Linked DNA regions of Homo sapiens: regions 1 and 2 are each linked to region 3. Evidence: chromatin loops called from intact Hi-C (ENCODE). Cell type or tissue: PC-9. All regions are shown on one strand. Links, peaks and the distances in the headings refer to the core of each region. The heading gives the core; the rest is flanking DNA.

Region 1 (10,358 bases), core at 693-8,692, 110 kb after region 3:
TTAGGCTGAGATTGTGGTAAACAAGGTTCCACAGCAGAAACCATCACCCCTCCCGACCTGCAGCTCGGAAGGCCTGGCCCCCGGCGTGGCGGGAAGTACAGGGGCTCTCAGGGGAAAGCTGAGGAAGATGAGAGGGGGGTGTGCATGTGTGTGAGTGTGCGAATGTGTAGTGTGTGTATGTGGTGTATGTGTCATGTGTGGGATGTGTGTGCATGTATGTGTTCTGTGTGTATGTGATGTGTGTATGTAGTATGTGGTGTGTGTGTGTGGTGTTTGGCATGTATGTTGTATAGTGTTTGGTGTGTGCATGTATGTGTTCTGTGTGTGTGTGGTCTATATATATGGTGTTTGGTGTATGTTGTGTGTGTGGTGTGCATGGTGTTTGTGTGTGGTGTATGTATGTGGTGTGTGTGGTGTGTAGTGTGTGGTGTGTATGTGGTATGTGGTGTTTGGTATGTGGGGTGTGTATGTAGTGTTTGTATGTTGTGTGTATGTGTATGGTGTTGTGTGTAGTGTGTGATGTGTGTATGGTGTTTGGTGTATATGTTTGTGTGTGGTGTGTGTATGTTGTTTGATGTGTATGTAGTGTGTGTGTATGATGTGTAGTGTGTGGTGCGTATGTGTGAATGTGTGGTGTGTGTGTGTGTATGGTGTTTTGTGTGCATGGTGTTTGTGTGTATGGTGTGTAGCATGTGATGTGTATGTGGTATGTGGTGTTTGGTGTGTGTGGTGTGTGTAGTGTTTGGTATATATGTTGTGTGTGTGGTGTGTGTATGGTGTTTGGTGTATGTGGTGTGTGTGTGTGTGTGTGGTGTTTGGCATGTATGTTGTGTGTGTGGTTTGGTGTGTGTAGTGTGTAGTGTTTGGTGTATATGTTGTATGTGTTGTGTATGTGGTGTGTATAGTTTTGGTGTGTGTGTGGTGTGTGCATGGTGTTTGGTGTGTATGTTGTGTGTGTGGTGTGTGTAGTGTGTAGTGCATGGTGTGTATGTGGTGTGTGGTATGTATTGTGTGTGGTGTGTGGTGTGTGCACAGTGTTTGGTGTGTATATTGTGTGTGGTGTGTGTATGGTGGTGTGTGTAGTGTGGTTTGTGGTATGTATTGTGTGTGGTGTGTGGTGTGTAGTGTGTATGTTGTGTGTGGTATGTGTATGGTGTGTGGTGTGTGTAGTGTATGGTGTGTACGTGGTGTGTGGTGTGTGTGTTGTTTGATATGTATGCTGTGTGTGTGTATGTTTGTGGTGTGTGGTGTGTATGTGGTATGTGTGGTATGTGTAGTGTGTGGTGTGTGTGTGCTGTGTGTGTATGTTGGTGTGTGGTGTGTGTAGTATGTGGTGTGTATGTGGTGTGTGGTGTGTATAGGGTGTGGTGTGTGTGTTGTTTGGTATGTATGTCATGTGTGGTATGTGTATGGTGTTTGGTGTGTATAGTATGTGGTGTGTGTAGTGCTTGGTGTGTATGTTTGTGTGTGGTATGTGTGTATGGTGTTTCGTGTGTGTAGTGTGGTGTGTGGTGTGTGTATCGTGTTGTGTGTGTGTGGTGTGTATCCCCACAGTGGGGAGTGGGGGTAGCAGCCCCTGGCGGTGGGACATTCTGGCCTGCATTCTGGGCAGAGGATTCCAGAGGAAAACGGGCACAGGGGGATTCAGTAAGTTGCCCAAGGACACCCAGAGCGTGGGTGGACATGGAGCAGGGCCCTGGGCCCTCCCTGTCCCTCATGCCAGCAGGGAGGGTCTCTGGCACTTTACGGTGGGCGGTCAGGGTAGGGCGGAGGGGGCAGGGCAGCCTCCTGCAGAGATGATGCCAGTGTGCCTTCCACATGCCATGTCTTCCCCGCCACCATGCTTACTGGTCCTTCCAAGGATGAAAGAGTGAGCGGCCCACAGCATAAGTGTCTACCCCTGGGCCCCCGCTGCCAGGGGCGGCCCTTTCTGATGATAATCAGTGTTAGCTACAACAGTCCTGATGACCAGCGGTAGCAGCAGAAGGCGGGTGGGAGTGACGTGCCGATCTGCAAGTGTGGGGACCCCACAGGCTCCCCTGAGTCAGCGCTGGCGGAGGTCAGGGGGCAGGTGAGAGCTAGGGCCAGGATGGCAGCAGCAGAGTGTGTGCCTGGGGCTCACGCTGCGACCTCTGGGCAGTGTGCCTCAAAGGGGTCACTTGGAGGACTGGGCTGTTAGCTTCAGCTCACATAGGACCCCCTCTGGGCAGGTTCTGTCCTTGGGGCCCGTGAATGAAAGCTCCACTCCAGCCCAGTGGGCAGCTGTTTCTGGCACACCTACTGTGTACCAGGCTGTGTGCACAGACCAACATGGGGCGTGTCCTAGAGATCAAGGGGCTGGGGGATGTGGCACTCACGGTGGGGCTGGAGGCAGGGGGGTGTGGCACTCACGGTGGGGCTGGGGGTTGTGGCTGGCAAAGTGACTGACCCAGGCTTGTGGAGGGAGGAGCAGGAGCAGGCTGAGCAGAATTGGGGCCTCCCACAGGCCCTAACCCCAGGGCACAACGCAGGGTGCTGGAGCACGGCAGGCTTGGCTCGTTCATTGATTTAGTGCCTACTGTGTGCCGGGCACTGTGCTAGAGGCTGGCGGTGGCAGCAGGGAAAAAAACAAAGAGCCTGGCCCTCGTCGGGTGGGGGACACGGAAAAGAGACAACAGAGACCTGGAGCATAGACGCGTCCTCTGATCACTGGAAAGTGGAGGACGACGGCTGAAAAGCAGGGAGGGCAGGGGCTGGGGGTGCCTGTTGGGGTGCAATTCTAAATGAGGGGACTGGGGACTTGCTGTGAAGAGAACCAGAAAACAGGCCTGCAGTCCCCGCCTTGGTCCCTCAGGGACCCTAGGAGGCTGTATGGATGGGCAGTGTGGGTAGGTGGCGGGTGTGGGGGCTCCCACGGCTCCGAGGGAAATGCTCCTTCCAGCCTCGGGGGGACGGAGGTGCCTGGAGTCATCGCTGGACCGTCAGCCCCTTTTGCACAGGAGAGACATGTGGGAGACAGTGCAGGTGTGGAGGGGAAGGTGTCAGGGTGTTTGTACTGATGACTCCATGCACCCTGCCAGGAACGCCCAAGCCGCAGGTCACATGGAGGAAGGGCCCGTCCTCGGAGCCCCTGCATGGCCAGCCAGGTGTGGCAGTGCTGGAGGAGGGGTCTCTGTTCCTGGCCTCCGTCTCACCTGCGGATAGTGGAGACTACGAGTGCCAGGCCACCAACGAGGTGGGCTCCACGTCCAGGAGAGCCAAGCTGGTGGTCTATGGTGAGCAGGGACCCAGAGCTGGGGGCAAGAGAGGAAAGCGGCAGGGACCCAGAGACGGGCCTGTCTTCCTCCCAGGACCGCATCCGGCCAGAGGCCCACAGTGAAGCCGGGGGTCTGACAGTACCACGGCGTGCCCAGGTGTGGCAGTGCCAGTTCCCCGGGGCCTGAAAGCTTCCTACACAGGAGAATCAGGTCCTGCCACCAGGTGCCAGTGACAGGGAGGGCTTGAGGGGGCTGGGAGAGTGGCAGGTTGCACTGTACACCCCACTTCCCTAGAGAGACCCCCACGGAGACAGTATGGGGGAAGCACCTGGAATTCCATCAGTGTCTTTGAGATTGGTCTAGAGGTGAAGGCATTTTAAAATGACCCCTTGGCTGGGCATGGTGGCTTGCACCTGTAATCCTAGCACTTTGGGAGGCTGAGGCAGGAGAATTGCTTGAGCCCAGGAGATCGAGACCAGTTTGGGAGAGAGAGACCCTGTCTCTACATAAAATAAACTTAAAAAATTATTTTTAAAAATGAGCACGGATGGCAGTGCAGAGCCCCAGAGCCCACCTCCGGGTTAAAACTGTTACCCCTGGTCTCTTCTCACATTCTTGTCCTCAGCAGGGAGAGCGCCCACCCCCACATCCAGGGTGCTATGTGCAGAGGAAAGGAACCCCTCCTTAACACGGGCAGTGTGGGTGGGCTGGGGAGTGGTCTCTGTCGGCAGGATGAACTGGCCCCGCTTGGGCAGTTCTACCAGCTCCTAACGCCACCTGCTGCTTCCCCAGGACCAGCTGCTCTGGCTAGCCCTGTAATGACTTGCTCAAGACATTTGTTACAAAAGCGTGGCCAGGCCTCACCTTCAGAGATTCTCACTCAGGGGGACCCTCCCTGGTCACTGTGACACCAGGTTGGGTGTAGAACCAGATGGATCTAAGGGGACTCCAGCACCTTGCAAAGCTGAGAGTCAGAAAGGGTGACACCTGGGCCTGGGCACGACTGGGGGTGTGTGGGTCCCAGGGCAAGGCTGCTGCGGCCATCTGCAGGTCCACAGGACCCTTTGTGGCTGGGCGGACGGGGACAGGCAGACCTTCTCCAACCCCAGTGACGAAGGGGAGGGAATGGCCCAGATGAGGTCCCTTCGGCTGTGGCTCTAAGGGGGCAGGGAAGCAGCTCCTCGGCTCTCCTTGCCCCCAAGTGCCCCCCAGCATCCGGGAGGACGGGCGCAAGGCCAACGTGTCGGGTATGGCCGGGCAGTCCCTGACGCTGGAGTGTGACGCGAACGGCTTTCCAGTCCCTGAGATCGTGTGGCTGAAGGACGCGCAGCTGGTGGGTGTCCCCCTAGGGTGGGCGGGGTATGGGTGGGATTTAGGCTGGGGACAGGTCTTCTGGATGGGCATTTCTGCGTGTGCCAAGGTGGGGCAGGGAGATGTGACAGGTGTCTTTGGTGGTGCTCTGGGGTTCACGGCAGTGGAGGATAGTGGTCATGTAGTGAAGCCTGGCAGGGGCTGCGTGGCAGAGAGCATGGCACCGTTCTGGCCACTGGCCACCTCTCGGGCCTCAGTTTCCTCATTACTGATGCTGGGGGTGGTGGCTGGATCCCCTCTTACTGGCTCCCTCTGGCCTCTCCTACCCAGATTCCTAAGGTGGGCGGCCACCGCCTCCTGGACGAGGGCCAGTCCCTCCACTTCCCCAGGATCCAGGAGGGTGATTCTGGGCTCTACTCCTGCCGGGCAGAGAACCAGGCTGGCACCGCCCAGAGGGACTTCCATCTCCTTGTGCTCAGTGAGTGAGACCTGAGCCCTGTAACTCCCAAGTGTGTCTGGCCCTGTAGCCCCAACTCTTGCAGGCACACCGGGGGAGAGGGTAGACTTTGCCTGCGGAGAGCAGGGGGCACAGAGGGACCCATGACAGACCCAACCCCCATCCTCACAGAGCTATCAGGCTTGGGGGACAGACATCAGACAGGTGAATAGCAAAATCATTACTGTCACAAGTGCTACCAAAGAACAGTCTGGGTGCTGAGGGCTCCAGAGCAAGCCCTTCTGGCCAGGGTTTTGGGGGGCTTCCCAGGAAGGTCAGGTAGGAGGGGGGCCCAGGCTGGGGGGTCTGCACAGACAAAGGCCCCGTGGTAGGCGGGGCTTGCAGGGTTTGAACAGTTTCCCACCCCTCACGCCTTCTCACCCCCAGCCCCTCCTTCCGTGCTTGGAGCCGGGGCCGCTCAGGAGGTGCTAGGATTGGCCGGTGCAGACGTGGAGCTGCAGTGTTGGACCTCAGGGGTCCCCACGCCCCAGGTGGAGTGGACCAAGGACAGGCAGTGAGTGCCCCCCTCCCCGAGGATGGCGTGTGGTGGTGCCCAGACTCAGCCTGCTGGATGTGGGGGTTGGGGAAGGTTGAACTCTTCTTGGGGAGCTGACAGGCATGGCATGTGCCACCCAGGGCCCAGACTGAGGGCTGTAGGGGCGCCTCCCACCCAGCAGGAGATTAGCCAGGGAGACCCCACTCTTACCTCAGCAAAGTCTTCTCATCTCTTAGCCTTTCCTTTTTTTTTTTTTTTTTTTTTTTTTTGGTGACAGGGTCTTGCTCAGTTGCTCAGGTTAGAGTGCAGTGGAACGATCTCAGCTCACTGCAGCCTCAAACTCCTGGGCTTCTTGGGCTCAAGAGATCATCCCACTTCAGCCTCCTAAATAGCTGGGACCACAGGTGTGCGCTACCAACAACGGCTAATTTTTTAAAAAATGTTTGTACAGATGGGGTCCTGCTTTGTTGCCCAGGCTGGTCTTGAACACCTGGCTTCAAGCAATCCTCCTGCCTTGGCCTCCCAAAGTGCTGAGATTACAGGCATGAGCCACCGTGCCCAGCCTCTTTTTTTAAACTCACTTTTTCTCTAAGTAAAATTCACATAATGGGCTGGGTGTGGTGGCTCACGCCTGTAATCCCAGCATTTTGGGAGGCCAAGGCGGCCAGATCACCTGAGGTCAGGAGCTATCAGCCTGCCCAACACAGCGAGACCCTGTCTCTGCTAAAAATACAAAAAAATACAAAAAAAAAAAAAAAAGAAATAGCCAGGCATGGTGGCAGGCGCCTGTAATCCCAGCTGCTTGGGAGGCTGAGGCAAGAGAATCACTTGAACCTAGGAGGTGGAGGTTGCAGTGAGCTGAGATCAAGCCACTGCACTCCAGCCTGGGTGACAGAGCAAGACTCCGTCCAAAAAAAAGTCCACGTAACATACAATTAGCCATTTTAAAGTGTACAGTGGGCCAGGTGCAGTGGCTCACGCCTGTAATCCCAGCACTTTGGGAGGCTGAGGTGGGCAGATCACGAGGTCAGGAGATCGAGACCATCCTGGCTAACACGGTGAAACCTCGTCTCTACTAAAAATACAAAAATATATATATATATATACGGGCATGGTGGCGGTAGTCTGTAGTCTCCTGTAGTCTCCGCTACTTGGGAGGCCGAGGCAGGAGAATCACTTGAGCCCGGGAGGTGGAGGTTGCAGTGAGCCATCGTACTACTGCACTCCAGCCTGGGCAATAGAGCAAGACTCAGTCTCAAGGAAAAAAAAAGGTGTGCAGTGTAGTGGCATTTAGTACATTTGCAGCATGGGGCAACTTTCACTTCTATTTAGTTCCTGACATTCCATCACCCCAAAAGGACACCCTGGACCCATCAGCAGCCAGTCGCTGTCCCCTTCTCCCCAGCCCCTGGCAACCACAAGCCTGCTTTCCTTCTCTATGGACGTGCCTGTTCTGGGTACTTCACATCACTGGCATCATAGAGTGTGTGGCCTTTTGTGTCTGGCTTCTTCCACTCGGCATATTTTCCAGGTTCATCCATACTGTGGCAAGTGTCAGAATTGCCTTCATTTTTGTGGCTGAATAATGTTCCGTGGCATGGACGGACCACACGTTGTTGATCCATTCCTCGCTTACTGGGCCTTTGCATTGCTCCCACCTCTTGGCGCTAATGAATGGCCCAGCCTCGCTTTTTACAAGCCACACACTCCCTGTGTGCAGCGTGTCCCATCCAGCCCCTCGGCCTTACTGGCGCTTTTCCCTTGCCCGTCTCTCCAGGCCTGTCCTTCCGGGAGGCCCTCACCTGCAGGTCCAGGAGGATGGCCAGGTTCTCAGGATCACCGGCAGTCACGTGGGGGATGAGGGACGATACCAGTGCGTGGCCTTCAGCCCAGCTGGTCAGCAGGCCAGGGACTTCCAGCTCCGAGTTCATGGTGAGCCCCCACGCCTTCTGGGACCCCGCCACAGGCTACTCAGGAAGCTTCCCACCCAGCTGCCCGCTGCCTTAGAGGGAGAGTGAGGGCTGAAATGGGGGACCTGGTGAGTGATCCCTGAGTCCAAGAAAGCTGGGGGCTGGGGTCGGGGTTGGGGTCAGGGTCAGGGGATAGAGGTTATCTGGCCCAGCATTTTCCAAATCCGTGGTTTCCATCCCAGCTCTAAAAATTTACTACTTATGTTTTTTTTTTGAGATGAATTCTCTCTCTGTTGCCTAGGCTGGAGCGCAGTGGCACCATCTTGGCTCACTGCAACCTCCCCCTCCCAGATTCAAGTGATTCTCTTGCCTCAGCCTCCCGAGTAGCTGGGATTACAGGTGCCCACCACCACACCCAGTTCATTTTTGTATTTTTAGTAGAGGTGGGGTTTCACCATGTTGGCCAGGCTGGCCTTGAACTCCTGACCTCAAGTGATCCTCCTGCCTTGGCCTCCCAAAGTGCTGGGATTACAGGCGTGAGTCACTGTACCTGGCCCAAATTTACTACTTCTGATACCACTTGGAATTATGATTTACTTTTCTTTAAATGAGTCACACTTCCTTACACTGAAACACATTTATTTAAATATCCCTTATTCTTATAAAGGATATTTAATATCGAAACTGTAAGCAGAAAACCAGTTTCGCTTGGCTAAGGAAGCTGAAAAAACAAACACACCCCATAGAGCAATGTTGTAAATTCTCGAGGCGTGGACTCCGCAGAGGGCACCCAGCCTGCATCTGCACTCTCTGTGCTAAAAAGCGGAGAGTAGAAAGTGCTAGAAAGGTTAGGGACATGCATAGTAGCACCAAACGGAGCCTTTCCTTGCTGTAACCCGGATAGAAGGAGATTTGGGAGGGGCGTAACCATTCCATTCTGAGATGCAGTTATTTCATGCTGTGCCCATGTGCCCCTAGCATTGTCCTGGGTAGCATCGGTGGTGAGTGACCAGCCCTGTGTGAAGTCCTCATCTAGTCCAGCCTCTCATTTCACAGATGGGGAGACTGAGGCCCAGAGAGGGGAAGTGGCTCACCCCTGGTCTTCCAGTATGTTAGAGCAGAGCAGGGCCCAGAATCCAAGCCTGTGGCCCCGCCCCCACCTCCTGCACCTTCCACACCAGCATGTCCCCATGCTGGCCTCTCCCATCTGTCCCCAGACCCCTCCCCTCCTTGTCCACCATGCCTTCCCTGCCCCCGCAATGGAAGCCTGTGGTGTGTCTTGTGGCCCAAAGGCATGAGTCTGCTGCCCTGGGGAAGATGCCAGAGGCCTCAGCGGCTGCCTGTGACCAGCCCCACCTCTTTCCTTCTCAGCGCCCCCCACTATCTGGGGCTCCAACGAGACAGGCGAGGTGGCCGTCATGGAGGACCACCTAGTGCAGCTCCTGTGTGAGGCTCGAGGAGTGCCCACCCCAAACATCACCTGGTTCAAGGACGGGGCCCTGCTCCCCACCAGCACCAAGGTGGTCTACACTAGGGGCGGTCGGCAGTTGCAGCTGGGGAGGGCCCAGAGCTCCGATGCCGGCGTCTACACCTGCAAGGCCAGCAATGCTGTGGGGGCCGCAGAGAAGGCCACCAGGCTGGATGTTTATGGTGAGCAGCCAGGGGCCACGGCAGCCGGGGTGGGCAGTGGGAGGGACTCAGCCATGGTGGCCCCTGCCTGTCTCCAAAGGAAGGCTAGGTGGCCACTTGGAGTGGTCAGAGGCAAAAGGATAATGGGACCAAGACATTATCTAGGGAGAAGGGTCCTCCCAGCTTATGTGACTTCCCTCATACCTGTAAGGAAACTGAGGCCAGGAGTGGAAGGGCCTGTCTAGGAGGCCATGGCGGAGCTAAGTGTAGAATCCAGGTCTCCCCTCATGGTGTGGGGCTTTTCACTAAACCATGCCCAGAACCCTGTGACCACCACAATAATTAACTGCCCTCAGCTCATCACTTCTGTAAGCTAGACCAGAGGGGCACTTTGCAGCATCAGCTCATTTGATCAGCTGGCAAAGGGACTTGAGCTCTCATGTCCCCAGTTACAGATGGTCGCAGTGAAGCTCTGGAGCAGAGAGGTTTCCCCAGGTTCACACCCCTAGGAGGTGGTGGAACCCGGTCCTTACGCGGGCAGATCTGACTCCAGACCTCATGCTGTGAACCTCAGCATCAGCTCAGCCCTGAGGGGCTTGGCTCTGGGGACTTTTGAAGGAGAACTCAGAGGAAAGGGTGTCGGTGGCTCTGGATGGGTCTGAGCAGGGCCCCGGTGAAGTGTGAGAGGGCAGCGTGCAAGCTGATAGGGGTCAGCCTGGCCCCCCGTGGGGAGTCACTTTGGGAGCTCTGGCTTCCAAAGATGCAAAGGGCTTGGGTACTGGAACCTCAAAGGGCAGCTGAGCTGCATGGGCTCCACGGCAGCCTCTGAAGATGGCCCCGCCGCTAGCTCAGGGAGTCTTATTTTGGGACCCGAGGTCCCCCAGGAAATGAAATAGAAAATGTGTATGTGTATGTTTTCATTAAATTTTCAAAGCGTCTTACACCCAAATAAGGTTAAGAAGCATCTCCCAGGCCACGGTTGCCCCTTGTGCCCTGGTAATGGCTTCATCAGCTCAGCAACTTGAGGGTCTCCTTGAGGGTAGGAGAGAAATTTCCCCTTTGGCGTGGCCACCATGGGCTCCAAGCATAGTTAACATCTGGTCCCCTTGGCCATCGCTGGCTAAGTTAGGAGCCCCCCAATCCAAGCCATCTGGGCTCAGGTCTGCCCCAGTCTTCTGCCTCCTGAGACCAGGGAGGGAGGGGACTTCCAGGAGCAGAGCTCTGTCCCGGCCCTGGGGGTCTTATTTGAGTCCAGCAGACACTGGACCTGCTGTGTATAG
Region 2 (10,358 bases), core at 992-8,991, 440 kb after region 3:
ACCACAGAAGCCAACGCGGGGTCCTGGCCTGGTTTCAGACACCTCTAGATGGAATCCCATGCGATCTTTTGTGCTTCAACTAAAAAAGGACCTGCCAGGAAAACAAACCAGCTGTTGCCTGGGGGTGTCTGGGTTTCTCTGGGCACATCGGATAGTGGCCCCCAGGGGAAGGTGCCAAGGCCAGCACTTCTGGAGTCCAGGCCTTGGGAGAGTGATAGGATGTCCCTTCTCTCATACGCCCTGCCTGGCTAGGGCCTGGAGCTTCCCCACTTGGGAGGGGTAACTGGCTTCCATAAGAGGCCTGGCAGGCAGGCCCCTTGGGATGTCCCGGAGTGTGTGGCATTTATGATCAGTGCCACCCCAGAAGCAGGCCCCTTACGCCTCCCTGGATCATCACTGCAAAACCCTCTGACCAACATCCTTTGCCATGAGCCTGGGGCAGGTCCTCCCCGAGAGCATCAGAGCCCCAACATCATTTGCGGGGTTCTCTGTCATTGACCTAGGACGCGGTGAACTGGACTCTGTGTAAGGCAGTGTACCCCAATGTTTCCTGGGGTGGAGGTGTTCATCCATCCGAATGCTTCTTTTTTAGCATCTGCCGTGTGCACAGAGACACTCAGAGCCCTGTGCTTGGTCGGGAAGTACCTGTGATGTGGGATGCCTATGGGAGCTTTGGATAAGAGATGTTTCCGGAACATTATCGCCTCAGGGTATAGCCAAGTACCCTGGGGTGCCCCACAGCCCACCCTTCTTGGAAACATCTGGCTCAGCCCTGCAGCCCTGGGGGCTGGCTGACTCTAGTTCCCCGGGGTAAGAATGGAAAAGGTTTCTAGTTTTCCATCTCCCATTACTTCTGCTTGCTGTGAGGCGTCCACTCTGGTGCTGTCAGCTTGGAAGCACTCCTGTGGCTGGAGCTTGGACAGAGATGGCCTGGGCAGGGAGAGGGGGGCAGAGGGGCTCGACACCCCAGGGACTTCCGTGTTTGTGCAGCTTCCCGGGACAGCTCAGTGGAAATGGGACTGTGTGGCTTTCTCAGGGCTGAGACTGGGTCCGGGTCTCCTGGCTGTGGAGGGGTGCTCAGAGACCCCCAACTCTCACCTCCCAGCTGCGGCCTCCCTGACCTCCTCTTGCCTTCTTCCCTGCAGATGATCCCACCTGACCAGGAACTGCTGGTGTGGTACGGAAACTCACACAACACCTTCCTGGGGATCCCAGGTGTGCCCGGGCTAGAGGAGGACCAGAAAAAGAACAAGCATGGTAGGTGTTCCCCATGGGGCCGCTGAGACACAGACCCATGGAGAGGGGAGCCCAGGGAGGGGAGAGAGAGAATGAGAGAGGCAGAGAGGCTCTTGGCCTCCAGGGACCTTGGTTCAATGTCTGGCAGCATTGAGCAGATCAGACATACAGGTCCAAGGAGGCTGATGCCCCTGGAGCTGCCGCATGGGCCGGGCATGGGTGGGAGATGGTCCTCCTGCTTCCTGGCCAGAATAGACTGTCTGGGGGGTATGTGGGGGAGACCAGAGAGGCAATGAGGTGTGACAGGAGAAGAAAGGAGCTGGGCAGCAGGAGCCTGGATTGAGTTCTAGTTCTGCTGTACAATCTTGGAAATGTCCTGTGCCTCAGTTTCCTCACCTGTAAAGGGAAGGTCCTAGGCAAGATAATCTCTAAGTTCCCTTCTGGTTCTGACAACCTGTATATTTCCTTGCCCTGTCGATGATGTCTGGTGCAGGGCCTGGCACAGAGTAGATGCTCCGTATAAGCCTGTTGAAGGAAGGCAGGACAGACTGTGCCTGTGTGTGTGTCAGGGGGACACTGCCCATCACAGCAGAGACCATTTGCTCGACAACTATTTCTTGCCAAGAATTGGGCTAAACCTTTGGCAGATATCATCCCACTGGGTATTCATAAAACCTCTGTGTATTTTTTTTCTTTTTCTTTCTTTCTTCCTTTTTTTTTTTTTTTTTTTTGAGACTGAGTTTCACTCTGTCACCCAGGCTGGAACGCAGTGGCGTGATCTTGGCTCATTGCAACCTCTGCCTCCCAGGTTCAAGCAATTCTTCTGCCTCAGCCTCCCGAGTAGTTGGGATTACAGGCGTGTGCCACCATGCCCAGCTAATCTTTGCATTTGTAGTAGAGATGGGGTTTTGTTATGTTGGCCAAGCTAGTCTCAAACTCCTGACCTCAAGCGATCTGCCCACTTTGGCCTCCCAAAGTGCTGAGATTACAGGCGTAAGCCACGGCACCTGGCCTGTGAAATTTGGTTATCCATATTTTTATTTTATTTAACTTATTTTTGAGACAGAGTCTCTCTCTGTCACCCAGGCTGGAGTGCAGTGGCACTATCTTGGTTCACTACAGCCTCAACCACCTGGGCTCAAGCTATCCTCCCATCTCAGCCTCCCAGGTAGCTGGGACCACAGTCGTGCACCACCACACCTGGCTAATTTTTTAAATTTATTGTAGAGATGGGGTCTCGCCATGTTGCCCAGCTGGTCTGGAACTCCTGGGCTCAAATGATCCTCCTGCCTCTGCCTCCCAAAGTGCTGGGATTACAGGCATGAGGCACCGTGGTCAGCGGTCCTTATTTTTGGAGGATGAACCTGAGCTGGTGAGCTACTGTTTATTAAGTCCTTGCTCTGCAGCTGATGTTTTACAAACATTAATTTCTCTAGGCCGGGCATGGTGGCTTATGCCTATAATCCCAGTACTTTGGGAAGCAGAGACAGGAGGATCACTCGAGCCCAGGAGTTCCAGACCAGCCTGGTCAACATGGCAAGACCCCATCTCTACAAAAAATTTAAAAGTTAGCCAGGTGTGCTGGCACGAGCCTGTGGTCCTAGCTGCCTGGGAGGCTGAGGTGGGAGGATCGCTTGAACCCGGGAGGTCGAGGCTACAGTGAGCTGAGATGGCACCACTGCACTCCAGCCTGTGTGACAGAGCCAGACCCTGTTTCAAAAAAATAAATAAAATCTTTTTGGCCGGGCGCTGTGGCTGTAATCCCAGCACTTTGGGAGGCCGAGGTGGGTGGATCTCGAGGTCAAGAGATCGAGACCATCCTGGCCAACATGGTGAAACCCCGTCTGTACTAAAAATAGAAAAATTAGCTGGGCGTGGTGGTGCACACCTGTATTCCCAGGGAAGCTGAGGCAGGAGAACCACTTGAACCCAGGAGGCGAAGGCTGCAGTGAGCCGAGATCGCGCCACTGCACTCCAGCCTGGAGACAGAGGGAGACTCCGTCTAAAAAAAAAAAATATATATATATATATATATATATATTTTTTTTTTTTTTAACTGATCCTTACCATGTTAGTATTATCTCCATTTCAGGAAGGAGAAAACCGAGGCGCAGTTCCATGGTACAGAGTAGGCATTCAGTAAATGTTTGTGGGATGAGTTAATGAAAGGTTTGGGGGCAGGGGTCATCACAGTTGCTCCCCTTTACAGAAGGCTGCTCCAATCCAGGCACCTCTCAGGCACTGGCTAAGGCAGGTCGGGTGCTTAGCGCAGAGACCTTTCATAGACGTCTTTTCTCATCCTCTCGGGCAATCGTACGCCCGAAAAGGCAGTGCTAGCTTTCCATTTTACAGATGAGAAAGCTGAGGTTTAGCTAGGCTGAGTCGCTAAGTCCCCGAGGTCTCGCATCGCGATCGGGAGTCCAACTCCCTATTGGACCCCCCAGCCGGGGTACCCTTCGCTGTCCCTCCAGTCCGTCTGCCACCGTCCAAGCAGCACCCACCCTCAAGGACGGACCGGCCCCGGGCTGGGGGCGCTGAGGGCCCGGGCTGCGGGGCGCCGGTTCTAACGGGGCTGCTCTCTCCCCTTCTCCGTCTCCCTTCCCCCGCCCCGCCCCGCCCCGCGGCCAGAGGACTTCCACCCGGCGGACTCGGCGGCTGGCCCCGCGGGCCGCATGCGATGCGTCATCTGCCACCGCGGCTTCAACTCGCGCAGCAACCTGCGCTCGCACATGCGCATCCACACGCTGGACAAGCCCTTCGTGTGCCGCTTCTGCAACCGCCGCTTCAGCCAGTCGTCCACGCTGCGCAACCACGTGCGCCTGCACACGGGCGAGCGCCCCTACAAGTGCCAGGTGTGCCAGAGCGCCTACTCGCAGCTGGCCGGCCTGCGCGCCCACCAGAAGAGCGCGCGGCACCGGCCGCCCAGCACCGCGCTGCAGGCACACTCGCCCGCGCTGCCCGCCCCGCACGCGCACGCGCCCGCGCTCGCCGCCGCCGCCGCCGCCGCCGCCGCCGCCGCCGCGCACCACCTGCCGGCCATGGTGCTGTGAGCGCGCCCGCGCCCCCGCCGGGCCCCGCGCGCTCCTGGGTCCCCGGCACCCCGGCCCCGCAGCGCGACTCGCCCTCCAGCCCCAACCCCCGGCCCGGCGCCGCCGCGGAGCCCCGCGCGCTGGGGTTGCGCCCCGGAGGCGGATCTCAGGCACCCCCGCCTTGGCCCGTGTCGCAGATGAGGACACTGAGGGCGGCGTCCCTCACCCAGGCCACGCAGCTGGTGCGGCTGTTCGGCCGCCTCCTCTGGGAGGGGGTCCCCCTGCCTGGCCTCGCCCCCGAGTCTCCCTGCTGCTGTAGAGCCGGGCGCCCAGGCCGGCATCCCCCTCGTGGGTGGCAGGAGAGCGGACTTAGAGCCCCCGAGGGCCCCTCAGCAGAGGAAGGGGAGTCCCCTCCTCCGCCACCGAGAGTCCTGTGCTTCGGAATGAAGGGAGGGCGACCTCCTTGTCCGGGTGTGGTCGGGCGCGGGGGTTGTGGGGGCGCCATCTCCTCTTCCGGCCCCTGGGACTGGTGTCCTGAAGTGTCGGGAGTCCTTACGCAACCTTGACATGTGCGGGCTACTGGGGTCCATCGGCAGCGGGAAGAGACCCGGAGAGATGCATCTTCTGGGCCCTTCTCTCCTTTAGGCCAGCTTACCCCCAAACCTGGCTCCTGGGGACGGATGAGGAAGGAGCTCTTTGCAGTGCACCAGGCACGTTGAGAGTGGAGGCACAATGGAAATCCTCTGTGGGACCCCGAGCAAGACCCTGCACCTCTTTGGGCCTCAGTTTCCCCATCTGTAAAATGAAGGAGTTGGACCAATGCCCCCTCCCCTTCAGCTGTGACATCGTGCCTGGGAAGGCGAAATATACCCCCAGCCCCTTCCAACACACACACTCCAGCGAGAGGAGGGCAAGACTGGAACCGCTGCCCGAGAGGTTAAGGTGGCTTCTGTGGCCACGAAGCGCTTCCGAGCTGTGCCCAGTCCCGGGAATTCCGCCCAGTCTGCCCACACTTCCCTCGGTCCCTGCCCGTTTCCTCAAATTCGGGCCGTGCGCGCCCTCTGGTGTCGCCTCTCACACTTTGCAGTCATTTACCAGGATTCCCGTAGGGCGTTTTGTAAAATAAACTATAATATTAATGAAAAGTATAAAATGTATAGAGTTTTCAAGAAACTGCGTTCTACTTCCAGAAGATGGTCACTTTAACCTTGTAAATATTTATCTAAAATGATATTTACAAAACTGTAATATATTATTATTTGATTGTATATGTACAACTGTAAATACATTTGTACCTCTCTTGTATTCTAAAATAAAAATTACTTGGAACATTTATCATTTAGCATCTGAATGGGTGGACACTTTTATCTGTAGGAAGGAAATATAGAAAGTGTCTAGAAGCTGGAAAGGGGCGGGTAAGCGTTGTTCCACTTACTGGTGTGTACAGGAAAATTCTCTCTGTCACAACTGGGATGTCAGAGCTCAGTGAGATGGGCCACAGTGCAAAGCAACCGGAAATCTTGAAAGGGGCCAGGCAGATTTCTCCCGGTTTCCAGCTGGCTCAAACATCAGTGCCTTATTTTGTAACTTCTCCCAAATATTTACTTTTTTTTTTTTTTTTCATTTTAATGGCCAACTCAAAGGAGTTCAAGCAGCCAGTGGGAATGGGCCAAAATGGCCACCAAGTGCCCTCCCAATGCCTAGACTCTCCAAATGTTCTGGGCACCCATTTCCAGACCCTCTTGAAGAAGACCAGGGAGCAGGAAGACCTCTAGTTAAAGCCAGAGGGCTTCATGGTTCCTATAGGGCCAGTCTCACCTCTCCTCTCCAGGAAGGAGGTGCGTGCAGGGGAGTGTGAGTTCACACCTGTGCTCCAGCATACACCAGCCATGAGGGTGTCATCGTCCAACCCACTGGGTGTGTGGTTTCCTGGCATCCCGCAGATACAACTCTGCATCTTCATCCAGCACACGTGTGCACACATGTGCACCTGCAGACACTTGGGAATTTACACTTGGACACACAGCCCAGCCCCACTTGGAACTTCAGGGGTGTACTCCTAAAGACCCCCTTACTTTGAGTGATTTGTCTTGGACCCTGGAAATGGAGGCACAGGCAGGGTTGGACACCTGATGAGTTCACTTGCAGGCCCCATCTGGGGTTCACTCCCTCAGGCCAGTGGGGGAAGTCACCTTTGGTTCTCCTCCCACTGGAACCTCGCTTCTCCTTTGACACCCCACCATTAGGCTCCCAATGCCTCCGGTGGCCCCTGCATTCCCCCCTCCCATGCAGCCCCCATCCAGGCCTCTTGTTCCCTTGACCAAAGCCTATCTGTCCTGAGTCCCCCTCCCTTGGATGCCAAGGGGTGAAAAGGCAGGTGCTTTTCCTGCCCACATGTTGAGACTCCCAGGAAATAATTCTGGCTTCCTGAAGTAGAGCCTCCCAGAGTCAGAACTCAGAGAGGTCAGTGAGGCCCTTGAACAAAAATCGAAATTGTTTTCTGTGGGTCATTCTGTCCTGTGAAGTCTCAGCTAACAGATCCAAGGATCCCCATCCCAGGCTCCAGAACCCACCTGGTGGTAGCTGGCTGTAACTGCAGACCAAGGTGCCTCTGGTCTGCCCACAGATCTGTTTCCACAGAAGTGTGCTGCCAGGGCCTGGGATACCAGGGTGAAAGGATGTGACTTGTGATTTGCACGCTGGAGGGAGGCATGATGCTGAAAAGCCTAACCTCTTACTTTGCTTGCATTTCCAGCAGAGGCCTAAGGCCCCTTTCCTGAGATTGCAGCCCCCCTAATCAAAGACATGCAAACACAGCCATGGCAGTTTCTGTGGGCCAGCCCTGGGCTTGGGGCTTTATTTTTATTTTTATTTTTGAGATGGAGCTTCACTTTTGTTGCACAGGCTGGAGTGCAATGGCTCACTGCAGTCTCTGCCTCCAGGTTCAAGCGATTCTCCTGCCTCAGCCTCCCAAGTAGCTGGGATTACAAGCACCCGCCAGCACGCCCAGCTAATTTTTTGTATTTTTAGTAGAGATGGGGTTTCACCATGTTGGCCAGGCTTGTCTTGAACTCCTGACCTCAGGTGATCCACCCACCTTGGCCTCCCAAAGTGCTGGGATTACAGGCATGAGTCCAGCCGGTCTTAGGGCTTTAAACATATGTATTCCAGAAATCCTCCTCACAAACCCACAAGTGGATACTACCCCCCAATCTTTTCCCCCAATGCTCTTTTAATCAATGTCCATGTGAAGTACAACAAAACAGAGGCATAGAGAGAGTAAATAATTTGCCACATCACTCATTCAGTGAGTGGCAGAGTGGGGTTCCCTTCAAGTGTCTGACCCCAGAAGCCACGCCTGTGACTATTAGGCCACATCACCTCCTGGTCAGCCCGCAGATTCAGTCCAAAGGGCTTTCTGCATCTCCCATGGGGATGCAGTGTAGTCCAGCACTGTATATTGACCTTGTATTTTTCAACCTAGCAAAACTCACTTATTCATTCCTGTACTTTTTTGTACATTCCTTAGGACTTTCTAAGCACATGATCATGTTACCAGTGAATAAAAACACTTTTACCTGTTCCATCCTAATTGGGATGTCTTTTATTTCTTTTTCTTGCCTTATTGCATGGTCCAAGACCTCCAGCAATAGAAGATTCTAGATAGAGGCCAATGATCTGGGTCTGAAACTCCACTCTGCCATTCACTAGCTGTGTGATCTTGGGCAAGTCAATTAATATCTCTGTGCCTCAGGTTCCTCACATGTAAAGTGGAGTGATATTTAGCTCCTAAGGTTGACATGAGGATCAAATGGGATAATGTCTATATGTGAATACATACATGACTCAGTGCTTGGCACATAGTATGTGCTCAATAAATTGGAATCTTTGTTAATACAAGCATGCCTTTGGCGGGTGAGAAGGGTGGCAGATGCTCCTACCACTCACCCCACTGGGCAGCCCCCAGAGGACATCTGAGGCAGCTGTTTGCACTCCCTTCCTTCAGCCCTTTCTGATGCCCATTCTTTTTTTTTTTTTTTTTTTTTTTAGACGGAGTCTTGCTCTGTCTCCTAGGCTGGAGTGCAGTGGCACGATCTCAGCTCACTGCAACCTCTGCCTGCTCAGTTCAAGCAATTCTCCTATTCTCCTGCCTCAGCCTCTCAAGTAGCTGTGACTACAGGCATGCACCACTATGCCCGGCTAATTTTTTATATTTTTAGTAGAGATAGGGTTTCACCACATTGGCCAGGCTGGTCTCGAACTCCTGACCTCCCAAAGTGCTGGGATTACAGATGTGAGCCACCGCGCTCGGCCGATGCCCACTATTCTTGAATCCCTTGAACTAGAGGAACGGACACTCTGAGTTTCCAGCTTCCCTCCTGCCTTGCAGGTGGCCTGCTGGGATGTATGTCTGTGGATGAGCAGAGGAAGTTATGGACAGTGGCAGGTTAGTTGCCAGGCATGGCTGTTTCTTCACAATATGATTGCCTCAGGATAGTCAGACTTCTTATGTGTCAGCTCAGGGCTTCAAAGGCAAGTGTTTCAAGAGAACCAGGAGGGCCGGGCGCAGTGGCTCACGCCTGTAATCTCAGCACTTTGGGAGGCCGAGGCGGGCGGATCATGAGGTCAGGAGATTGAGACCATTCTGGCTAACATGGTGAAACCCCATCTCTACTAAAAACACAAACAATTAGCCAGGCGTGGTGGCGGGTGCCTGTAGTCCCAGCTACTCAGGAGGCTGAGGCAGGAGAATGGCATGAATCTGGGAGGTGGAGCTTGCAGTGAGCTGAGATCAGGCCACTGCACTCCAGCCTGGGCTACAGAGTGAGACTCTGTCTCAAAAAAAAAAAAAAAAAAAAAAAAAAAAGGAGAACCAGGAGGAAGTGGCATGGTCTATTCTGACCTAGCTTTTGAAGTCACACAGAGGCATTTCTGACATATGCTGTCCATCAAAGCAGTCAGAATCCTGTCCTGTGGCAGGAGAGGATGCACAGAACCCACTTCTTTTTTTTTTTTTTTTTTTTTTTAATACGGAGTTTTGCTCTTCTTGCCCAGGCTGCGGTGCAGTGGCACAATCTCGGCTCACTGCAACCTCTGCCTCCTGGGTTCGAGCAATTCTCCTGCCTCAGCCTCCCGAGTAGCTGGGATTACAGGCGCCTGCCACCACACCTGGCTAATTTTGTGTTTTTAGTAGAGACGGGGTTTTACCATGTTGGTGAGGCTGGTCTCGAGCTCCCGACCTCAAGTGATCCACAGGCCTCAGCCTCCCAAAGTGCTGGGATTACAGGCCTGAGCCACCACTCCTGGCCAGACCCCACTTCTTGATTGAAGAAGTATGAAAATATTCAGGGACATGCTTAATATGACCATAGACATTGACACTGTTTCTAATACTTTCAGAACAAGTGATGCTTTGATGAGCATCCTTAGGCTGAAATCTGTGTGCACGTCTCTGCTTAGAAAGTTTATGCAGTTGGCCAGGCGTAGTGGTTCACGCCTATAGTCCCAGCACTTTGGGAGGCACAGGTGGGCGGATCACTTGAGGCTGGGAGTTCGACACCAGCCTGGCCAACATGGGGAAACCCCAGCTCTACTGAAAATATAAAAATTAGCTGGGCGTGGTGGCAGGCGCCTATAATCCCACCTACTTGGGAGGCTGAGGCACAAGAATCACTTGAGCCTGGGAAGTGGAAGTTGCAGTGCGCCAAGATCGCACCATTGTACTCCAGCGAGACTCTGTCTCAAAAAAAAAAAAAAAAAAAGGTTTATGCAGTTATTTTTACCATTTTACTATTTCAATGGAACACGAGGTGAACCCAGTAGGTAGATGAGGATTGAACCAAGAGTTTTGGGCTAGAGAGTCCCTGCTGCCTCTGTTTTCATGTTTTTCAGAATTTCCTTGCCAGTTACTTTCACCTGGAGTTCACCTGTTCCCCACCCCAACTCCTCAGGGTCCATGGTTCCCTCATTTCAAGGCTCATTCAAATGCTTCCTCTGTCAGGCAAGCTTTTCTGTCTGTCCTCCCTCTCCCTTCCCCATCTTTGAACATCTTAGCACTTTGATGACTGGGGCCTCAAATGATCCAGCTCTGTG
Region 3 (10,358 bases), core at 1,605-9,604:
TTGTGTTTTTTCGGAGGGGGTTGGTGGGGAGGTCGGGATGCCTGGGATCCCTTCCTGGAGAGGCAGGCTGTCTCTGGAAAAAGCCTCCATTGCCCACCCGCCAGGCGGAAAGTCACCCTGTTCCCAGCGCGGTTTCAGCATTTAATTTTAAGGGAGCTAAGGAAGCGCGGCGCGCCCCCTGGTGGTGGTAAGCCGCCAACGCACCTGGGGGCTGCAACCCCACCGGACGGGTGGTCCGGAGGGAGGCTGGAGCGGGGAGGCGAGGAGGGGGCTGTGAGTCCTCAGAGGCCCTGGGCCACCACATTTCTGGCAGCGTTTCCCAGACACCCCTCTGCTAGGCCATCCCTGGATAGCAAGTGAATTAACTTAAGGGCACTGTGATGGGAAGCCTTGCCCCCCTCTTTTTTTTTTTTTTTTAATATCTGCGGAATAAACCCAATGGTTAATTTTTGAATGAATAAAAGGCTTTTGTTGAATAAACAGCTGGTCCCATCTTCTGTCTTGGCATCTTAGCATCCAGGCTCAGGCTCTGCCCCTTCTCCAGGATGGGGTAGCCCCGAGTCGCCCTCCCCAGTCTGCACATTCCCTGTTGTCCCTGTTCCTGCAGTGGCTCCCGGCCCCAGGGAGGCCCACCTCACTCCCAGCCTGACTCGGTGGCTGGCTTCCTTCAGGACTTTGCGCAAGTCAGTTCTGCTCATTGGGTCTCAATTTCCCCATCCCTTGGATGGGAGCAAGAGTCTCTGCTGGGCCTGCCTCGCAGGGGCCTGGTGAGACCCAAATGTGAGTGTCATCATCAAAGCCCCTCACAGAAGTGGAGGACGGTGCCCAAGAGTAGCGGTTTGGACTGCTGCTGCCTCCCACCCGGAGCCTGCCACTTGGGGGAGAAATTGGTATAATGCTTGCAAAAACAAACAAACAAAAGGCAATGTCTTCTGGTTGTGGTTATTTCCTTTCCTGCTTGCCTCCCCAGCCCCCTTTGAGTCTCTTTTTGGGGTGCCGTCCTGTCTGAACCTGCCGGTGTGTGTCTCTGGGGCCAGGGTCAGGGCGAGGCCCAGGGGTGGACAGGGGCCGTGTAGCATGCCCCAGCCTCCCCAAGCTCCTGCTGTATGTCGTCCATGTCACGCCAATTAAACACGCTTCCTGGACTTGTCCTCGCCTCCCTGTGTGGGCCTGTTGCTTTGTCTGTTTACATTCTTCTCCGTTTCGTTTTAGGTTTCTTCCCTTTGTGACACCCTTTCTCTGGCTTTGGGTGTTGTCTTCCCAGTTTCCTGAAGAGAAAGAATGTGTAGGCCGGGTGCAGTGGCTCATGCCTATAATCCCAGCACTTTGGGAGGCCGAGTTGGGCGGATCACCTGAGGTCTGGAGTTCGAGACCAGCCTGGCCAACATGGTGAAACCCCGTCTCTACTAAAATACAAAAATTAGCTGGGTGTGGTGGCAGGCGCCTGTAATCCCACCTACATGGGAGCCTGAGGCAGGAGAATCACTTGAACCCGGGAGGCGGCGATTGGAGTGAGCTGAGACCACACCATGGCACTCCAGCCTGGGTGACAAGAGCGAGACTCCATCTCAAAAAAAAAAAAAAAAAAAAGAGAGAGAAAGAATGTGCAAAGTGAGAACCTTGAGTATACTTTTAAACCAGAAAAATCTGCAGGAGTGTTTCTGCGAGGCCTAGAGTTGAGTGGTGTGAGGCCCCGCCCACTGCCTCACCCACGACATCCCCTGACCTGCCTGTTTCATCTGGAGAGGGCGGCTGCTGCTTTAAAAATGTCTGAAAACCATTGGCCTAGATCAGTGGCTCTCAAAGTCAAGTGTGTCTCAGAATCACCTGGATTGGAGGCTGCTTCAAACCCAGCTTGCCAGCCCAGCCGCCGAGTTTCTGATTAGGAGGGTCTGGGCAGGGGCCTGGGAATCTGAGTTCCTAACAAGTTCCTGGGCTGCGCTGCTGCTGCGGGTCTGTGAATCACACTTTGAGGACCCCTGGGAGGTGTGTGCGCTGCAGCATGTCCGGTTGGGTCCCTACCTCCATTGGCTCAGGGATTCAGGCAAATGATTCATTCACCTCATCTGACTTTTGCACCTGTGATGGGCCAGGCGCAGGGGGCCTAGAGATTGGTTGCTGACCACATGGAGGGTTGCGTCGGGAGGGAAGGTGGGGAGATGAGTAGCTCTTGTGCAAGCTCCCAGCAGGCACCCCGAGAGGTGGCAGTCTGTGTGGCTGCCCTCCCCCGAGTCACCCTTGGCCTGGAGCCTGGGATAGAGGAGAGCCCTCCTCTTCCCCCTCTGGTCAAGTAACCCCGTGTTTGCTCAGTATGCATGGGCCCTGCCATGTTGGGGAGAGGGGGATCAGAGGAGGTGGTGGTTTTCACTTTCGTAGCTTGTTAAAGGAACACGAATTCAGAGAGCAACAAAAGCCAGCGCGGACTCAGGAACATAACTGTCAGTTAGAATTCATTGCTCTTGGCCAAAAGCTCTTGAAAGACGCATGAAGCGTGTAGATTGATAAGATCAAGCAGCCCATGTTAGAATGAACCACCACCTGCAAACACAGGCCACGTTTCAGACATGTTTCAGAGTGAAAGGAATCATCAGATCGCCACCACCTTCCAGGCAAAGCTGAAGGCCCAATGTGACTTCCGCTTTGGGGTTGAAGCAACCGTTGAGAAGTGGATGCAGCGATGTCACCCTCTGTGGCCACGCTGGGCATCCAGCATTGTGCGTTGCTCTGGCGGGTCCTAGAGTGAAGATGCCAGAACTCCCCAGACCCTCAAGAGGGTTCCAAAGGCAGCATGGAAAGGCAGTGTGGGACGGTGATTGGGGCCACAGGTTGTGGAATCTGACCTGGTTCCCAGCCAGGCTCTACCACTTGACGCTGGGCATGTGTTCTGACAGACAGGGTTTTCTGGTAAAAAAGTGGACCCTCGGCCGGGCGCGGTGGCTCACGCCTGTAATCCCAGCACTTTGGGAGGCCGAGTCAGGCGGATCATGAGGTCAGAAGATTGAGACCATCCTGGCTAACATGGTGAAAGCCCGTCTCTACTAAAACTACAAAAAATTAGCCAGGCGTGGTGGCAGGTGCCTGTGGGAGGCTGAGGCAGGAGAATGCCGTGAACCCGGGAGGCGGAGCTTGCAGTGAGCCGAGATCGCGCCACTGAACTCCAGCCTGGCAACAGAGCGAGACTCCGAGACTCCGTCTCAAAACAAACAGACAAAAACCCCATGGACCCTCAATGAGAGGCAGGCGATGGCTCGACAGCCCCTGCCCCACAACCTCGCCAGAGGTGGAATGTTGCAATGAAGGCAGGTATTAGATCAAATTCTGCCAGAAGTCCAGATATTCACTGTCAAGTAAGTACAAAGACAGGCAGGCACCTGTACCTGTCCATCCAGGGGGTGGGGGCCCCAGGACCCCAGGAGCCCTGCCCCTGAGCACAGTCCTGAAGCACCAGGCTGCTTGCTGCTCTTCCCTTGTGGTGCACAGTGCTGAGCTCTGAAAATCTTTGTAGCCAAGCATGTATCTTCACCACATTACACTTCTATGAAAAGGGACTTCTAACATCCTTTGTGTGGATAAAATCTGTGGTGTAGGTTTTAATAAAAGTACATATTTAAAATGCTAATATGACACCCTCTGGAGGGCTGATTCCTGACTAGACTGTTTCACACACTTGGGGACTGTCCCTGAGGCAGAGATTGGAGGTAATTTACATACCCACACAATGTGCTGTTTCCACCGAAGCACTGAAAGTAAATCTGTGCACGGGCGCCTGTCTTTGGAAATACCAAGCTCTGGTTCAGAAGGCCGTTGTGAGGGCAGCTGGGGCAATGTTTCCAGCAGAGGGTGAGCTTGAACGGGGGTGAGCTGTTGGTGGAGGAAGCTCAGGTCTTTTCCAGCAGCCTTGGGCGTGGTGCCTACAGGGACCACGGTTCAGAAATGGTGTTGCTGAGGGCACATGATGGGTCATGGTCCCTTGCTCTGCTCGAGTCAGGCTAAAGCCTGTGCTGACTCACCCCCTGGCCCAGCCTGCGCTGGATGGCTTACTGTGGGCTGAAGCTCAGTAGAGGCACAGACCTGGCCACCTGCTTTATCAGGATGGCTCAGATTGGCTGCTATTCCCTGGGTGTGATAGCACCAGTGAGTCCTCCTAGAGGGACCATCCTAGAGGTCCCATTTCTCCCCACCTCGGGCCTTCCACCCTGTCCCCACTGACCCTGCCAAGCCCCAAACTCACATCTGCATATTAGAAAGTATCTCTCTAAATTGTACTCCCCAAAGCCCAGCTCAGGGCATCCCCAGGCATACAGAGGAGATGACAAGGAGAAGAGTAGGGAGTCGGGCTGGGAGTGGGAATGCAATGTGGATCCCTGCCCTACAGTGGCCCCCTCCTCCCTGCCATCTTCCTGCCCAGGGAGTACAGAGGCAGAAACTTACCCTCCAGGTTCATTGGTCTGGAGGAACTGGTTCAGGACAGTGGGCATGGAAAGGGGCTGGGAAGGCCCCCTGAACTTAGGCAAAATGAGCTTGTGTAGGTATGGAAAAGCTTTCTACTTCTTCCCCTTATCTCTTTTTAGCTGGGCACAGGGCCATGTGGAACAAAGGACTACATTTCCCAGCCTCCCTTGTGGCTGAGTGCGGCCATGTGACCCAGTTCTATCCAATAGGATGAGAACAATGAGCATAACTTTCCCTCTTCCCTCTTCCTGCTGACTGGATGGAGGACTCTGAAACAAGCCTTCCTAGAACTGGGTCTTTGACCCCATGGAGCTGCCACACCAGCTTTGGACCATTTACACTGGAGCTCTTAGGAGGAAGAGAGACACACATTTATCTTGATTAAGCCATCCTGAGTCTCTGTGTCAACAGCCCAATTTATATTCTCCCTAATGTACCCAGTGATCTGCTGGGTCGCTTTCAATGACCTGATGCCACCTGCAAATGTTTGCATCGAAACTCTCAATGTTTGCCAAAGTGACTTAATAAACAACCATACAGTGCCATGTGCTGGTGTAACTACTGCTTGCTCATGCCTTTCCCACCCGTCTTCTGCCTTTTCCCTCTTCCTGTCCCAATATGCCCTCCTCCTCCAAGGGCTCAGGGGACTGAGGGTCCCAGCCAGAGGGACTCCTGTGGGAAAGACTTTCTTTTGCAGAAGCACTAGGGACCTAGAGGCTCTAGGTTATTGGGGAGCCCAGGGCAGCCCCTGAGGACCGGGCCAGTTGGGTTTTCACTGGGTAACCACAGGAAGGGGACTGGGCAGGCTGGCCTAGGGTTGAGCTCAGGAAGGATTCTGCCAGGGGTTTCAAGACTTGGGGACCAGACCTTTTCTTGTCTCTACAATTTCCTTCCTCAGAAATTGCTCCCTTCCTCCCAGAAACCTAAAATAAGCCATCCACATGAGCAGATCTTGGGGATAAAAAAATATGATAAAGAGTAAAACAAGCTTTTTTCTGACAGTCAGGGAGAAGGGTGGGAAGAGTCCCTTTGGTATCATTGTCAGATGACTGAGAGTAGGTCCCGTTTTAGTCACTGGACTGTTGGTTGCCCCCAGAGGTGAGGGGAAGTCTTTGTGATATTGTGGAGTGCCCACTTTATTCTTTGAGGATTCTGAAGACCCAATTCCTATGTTGGGCATCAAGAGGCCCTTCCTGCCTTAGAAGGGGCAGATCTGTGGAATGCCAGGGGCCCGAGCTGGGACCTGCAGGGGAAGGTGCAAGTGCTGGCCTGGAAGGAGGGAGAAAGGGAGCTCCCAGGCCAGACGTGGTGGCTCACGCCTGTAATCCCAGCACTTTGGGAGGCTGAGACAGGCGGATCACTTGAAGCCAGGAGTTCGAGACCAGCCTGGTCAACATGGTGAAACTCCACCTCTACCAAAAATACAAAAATTAGCTGGGCATGGTGGCGTGTGCCTGTAATCTCAGGTAGTCGGGAGGCTGAGGCAGGAGAACCGCTTGAACCCAGGAGGTGGAGGTTGCAGTGGGCCGAGATCACACCACTGCACTCCAGCCCGGGTGACAGAACGAGACTCCATCTCAAAAAAAACAAAAAGCAAAAAACAAAGGGAGCTCCCAGTCATGGGAAGGGAATCAGAGGGAACCCTGAGGTTCGGATTCTACCCCCATGCTCGTCCATCAGATCAACTAATACAAGCTGGATGCTGCTTAAGTGATTTCTAGGCAGAAGCCTAAAGCTAACCAGAATCCTTCACCCATTTCCACAGGGATGAATGAGAGCCTGGAGTGTATATGCTGGGCAGCCACAGTGCCAGGCTTCTGCCACAGCCTGTGATGAATGCTAGCCTGGTTCAAGAAGGAAGGCCGGGGGCGGTGGCTCATGCCTGCAATTCCTGCACTTTGGGAGGCCGAGGTGGGTGGATCACTTGAGGTCAGGAGTTCGAGACCAGCCTGGGCAACATGGCAAAACCCCATCTCTACAAAATACAAAAAAATTAGCCAGGCATGGTGGCACTCACCTGCAGTCCCAGCTACTCAGGAGGCTGAGATGAGAGAATTGCTTGGGCATAGTGAGGTCGAGGCTGCAGTGAGCCGTCATAGTGCCACTGCACTCCAGCCTGGGTGACAGAGAATGAGACTCTGTCCAAAAAAAAAAAAAAAAAAAAAAACAACAGCAGTAGCACACACAGGAAGGTTATGGACACCAGCCACAGATGGGCAGTGCCAGGCCAGTGACGCAGTATCGGGCGGGGATTGGGCTACTCTCCCTACCTCACTCCCCAGGGGCCTCCCTGGACAAGGGGAAACTTCAGCTACCCTTAAAGGATGGCAGGATGTACATGGGCAAGGAGGAGAGGCAAGGGCATTCCAGGCAGTGTACAGTAGGTGCAGAGGAAGGACTGCAGGAAATCGACACACAGGGGAAGAGAGGAATGCAAAGGAGTTAACGGCAGGTGCCTCCATGGCAATGAGACAGTAGATTTTTCCAGTGGATGACTCCGCACAGAAAGAAGAGGCACGAGGTCACCTTTTAAGAATTGATGCTGACTGGTACAGGCCTGGGCGCTCTGAGCACACAGCACCGAGGTCCGCCTTTCTGAGCTTCTTGGGAAGCCCCGCGGAACGGCTGTTCTCTGTAACTCCGCCCATTTTAACGATTAGCAAAGTGATAACAGGGACGAGCCAGGTCATAGCAACGGAAGCGGAGTGCTTGCCCTGTGCTGGGTTCACCCGCATTATCGCATTTAATCCTTGCAGCAGCGCCCCTTGAGGCCGGTGCTGGTATTACCATCCCACATTTTACAGACGAGGTCGCTGAGGCCCAGGGTGAAGGGGCTCCTCCAGTCTGACAGTTCGTGGGGGGCTTCCAGGCTCCGACGACATTGTCTTTGGTCAGACACAGGGAGCTGGGGGAGACTGCTTCTATTAAGTTCAGATCCGGCAGCGGCTTATTGCCCTGGTCCCTCCCAGATGCCTGTCGCGTGGGGAGGCGAGGTCTGCAGGGGAAGGCGCATGCCCCACTGAGATCCGTCAGTGCGGGCCCCGTGTCTGGAGGGAGAAGCAGCTCGGAGGTGGGTTGGAGGAGGCAGGGAGACTGAGGCAGGGGCAGGGGTCTGGGCCCACGAAGGAGGTCCCTCCCACAGCCTGCCAAGCACTGGGGGCACTGGATCCCAAGAGTGCCCCAGGGCCCCATTCCCAGGGGGGTGGCCACTCAGGTAAGCACTGTGGGCAAAGGTTGGGGGTGCTGAGTCTGGGGGCAGGACGGGGTGTGCCCCAGGGAGGGGTCCCCAGGGCACAGGAATGGAAATGGCAAGTGTGGGTAGGCAGGGTCTCAGGCACCCCTCCCAGCCCGGGCACACCCAGAGCTGCAGGTGGGGTTACCCGTGGGACTCCCTGTGCACCGTGTTACCTGGCAGATGGTACCCGGACCCATGGCTTGCATGCTGCTGCTGCCACCATTGTGGTCACTGCTATGCTCATGACCGGCTCTCAGCCCCTCCTGGCCCGTGGCTCTGCCACCACCGCTCCTGTGTGCTGTTCCTCTTATGCCCCATGAGGTAGCTACAGTTGTCCCCAGTTCCAGATGAGGAAACAGCTTCAGAGAGGCTCACTGACTTGCCTGGGGTCACACAGCTGATAAATGGCAGAGAGGGGGCCAGGCACGGTAGCTCACGCCTGTAATCCCAGCACTTTGGGAGGCCGAGGCGGGTGGATCCTGAGGTCAGGAGTTTGAGACCAGCCTGGCCAACATGGTGAAACCCTGTCTCTACTAAAAATACAAAAATTAGCCGGGCGTGGTGGCAGGTGCCTGTAATCCCAGCTACTCAGGAGGCTGAGGCAGGGAATTGCTTGAACCTGGGAGGTGGAGGTTGCAGTGAGCTGAGATCACGCCACTGCACTCCAGCCTGGGCGACAGAGTGAGACTCTGTCTCAAAAAAAAAAAAAAAAAAAAAAAGGCAGAGGGGATTTGAGGCCAACTGGACCCCAAACTGTGACCACCACCGTGACGCATCACCTTTGGCCTGATGTCCTCTCCCTTGGGTCACCTAGAACCAGCACTTCCCAGAATCTGAAATTTTCCACGAGGCCACAGGGCTGAGCCCTCGTGTGAGGAGAAGCCACCTTCCTGGTGCAAGCACAAGTCAGATCCGTGGCTCCTCGGAACCACCCAGCCCCAGTGGCCACAGGGCAGCAGGTGTCCTTGGCTGACTTCTGGCCTCTCCCTGCCAGGGGCTCTCCCAGAAGTAAAGGAAGGTGATGAACCGGCCACTCCCATAAGCCCTGAGACCCCCGAGGCCTCGGCCCCATCCTCACCCTCCTAACCAGTCTTGCGACAGGGCTGGAGAAAGGGTTTCCCCCATAAGAGGGACTCTGATTGGCCAGTGGGGGACCTAGGGAGGCCTGGGATATGACGGGCAGGTGGGGCTGGAGAAAGCCGGCTCTCTTTGGTGCTCTTGGCTGGTTTTCAAATGTCTTGAAGCTACTGTGGTTGCCATACCCATCTGGCTGTAAATTAAATTTGGGGCGAAGGGACCTCTTGTCCCAAAGTTTCTCATCTCATCCAGCATGACTGGCAGTTAAGGTTCCTTCTCTGGGTTCCAGTGCTGGCTGCATCCCCACCAGCAGTTGGCTTTGGAGATAGACTGAATCTGAACTTCTCTGAGCTTCAGTTTCCTCCTCTTTAAAGTGAGGATAATAGAAGCACGTTTCTCATAGGGCTGCTGGGGAGCATCTGTGTGATGCTCAGATGATCTGTCTGAGGGCCTTTCCTACGTGAAAACAGTGAATGTCATTGATATTATCCAATTCTCTCCACCCCAAAGTTGTTGCCCCTTCATTTTGGTCCATCGATTTGGCTATCAGCTTTTATTTCTTGCCACTTGGGCCATGGGTGAAGCTGCACTCAAGATCTGGGTCCAAGTCCAAAATTTCAGAGAGGAAAATACCTTGAAACAGGAGCCTGTCATGAACTAGTCGATAGCAGAGGGAGGCTCCCCACTGCCAACATGACCTCTGCCCCACCAACCCCAAGGGGCCCCCCACAACCACCCAGGGAGCTATCTCTGGGGCACCTGGCCCGGGCGCAGTGGCGCACGCCTGTAATTCCTCCCTTGGGAGGCCGAGGCGCGTGGATCACTTGAGGTAAGGAGTTCGAGACCAGCCTGGCCAATATGGTGAAATCCTGTCACTATTAAAAATACAAAATTTAGCCAGAAATCTCTTAAACCTGGGAGGTGGAGGTTGCAGTGAGCTGAGATCGCACCGCTGTACTCCAGCCTGAGTGACAGAGTGAGACTTTATCTGAAAAAAAAAAAAAAAAAAAAATTGGTCTGGCCCTTGCCCCCGCTTTTTCTGGAGCCACGAGGACCCATATAGCCAGATAAATAGGAAAACTGGAGCCCCAGGGCCTGTGATGAGTTTACATCAAATAGAGCCCTGCTATATGCAATCACTGTCACTAGAATCACTACTTGGAAATTCCCCAGCTCAATCCCCAGCACAAAGTGGGCTAAGCTTTTGCTCAGTGCCAGAGAAAAACTGAGAGGTTAGAAAGATGCAGGTGACAGAGAAGGATGATAAAATGATGTTTCCCATCAAGTGAAATGAAAGGTTTTGCAATGTGTTCCTCTGTTTCCTTACAAGTAGGAACAGCCTCTCCAGGGAGCACCAGCTTGGAGGACACATAGCCACTCCCAGAGCCCCGGTCCCTGCTGTCCATAGGGGTAGCACGTCACCAGCACCATGTCCTGGCCTCTGAGTCAACAAGACCAGGCTGAGACCCAGTGGAAGCACCAGCTGGTGACTCTGAGCAGCTTCTTTTCCCTAATCTCTCTTTTTTTCTTTTCTTTTTTTTGAAACAGGGCCTTACTCTTTTATCCAGGCTGGAGTACAGTGGTGTGATCATAG

What was found. Peaks named below come from ENCODE experiments on the same cell type or tissue, not always from the same donor. Only the 100,000 strongest peaks of a DNase experiment are listed, where the experiment ranks them.
Region 1: a loop joins it to region 3, with 8 times the contacts of the local background. A loop is called at or near these places in 27 of 110 quality-filtered maps.
Region 2: a loop joins it to region 3, with 20 times the contacts of the local background. A loop is called at or near these places in 4 of 110 quality-filtered maps.

The regions. Positions count from the first base shown.
Region 1 is chr9:130,344,107-130,354,464 of GRCh38, forward strand. It overlaps HMCN2 (hemicentin 2), which reads left to right. Exons shown (of 98, transcript NM_001291815.2): 26 at 3,060-3,254; 27 at 4,439-4,569; 28 at 4,878-5,025; 29 at 5,431-5,557; 30 at 7,317-7,471; 31 at 8,821-9,099. Among named protein-coding and RNA genes, the nearest start is that of HMCN2, 84 kb to the left of the region's middle. In PC-9, for the core only: no CTCF peak of the experiment used is centred there; a DNase peak (open chromatin) is centred at 8,125; H3K4me3 peaks cover 381 bases; H3K27ac peaks cover 1,454 bases.
Region 2 is chr9:130,677,384-130,687,741 of GRCh38, forward strand. PRDM12 (PR/SET domain 12) reads left to right here. Exons shown (of 5, transcript NM_021619.3): 4 at 1,146-1,257; 5 at 3,865-5,600. The coding sequence ends at 4,286. Among named protein-coding and RNA genes, the nearest start is that of EXOSC2, 11 kb to the right of the region's middle. RefSeq lists silencers at 3,810-3,909, 4,390-4,629 and enhancers at 4,059-4,734, 4,780-4,949. In PC-9, for the core only: CTCF peaks have their summits at 5,330 (motif pointing left), 6,826 and 7,028; DNase peaks (open chromatin) are centred at 3,938, 5,288 and 6,828; H3K4me3 peaks cover 1,757 bases.
Region 3 is chr9:130,236,148-130,246,505 of GRCh38, forward strand. It overlaps MIR12126 (microRNA 12126), which reads left to right and starts at 5,240; the gene lies at 5,240-5,341. It overlaps NCS1 (neuronal calcium sensor 1), which reads left to right. Exons shown (of 8, transcript NM_014286.4): 8 at 1-1,156. RefSeq lists enhancers at 805-1,364, 3,522-3,701, 3,782-3,961, 4,483-4,777. In PC-9, for the core only: CTCF peaks have their summits at 7,229 and 7,442; a DNase peak (open chromatin) is centred at 4,654.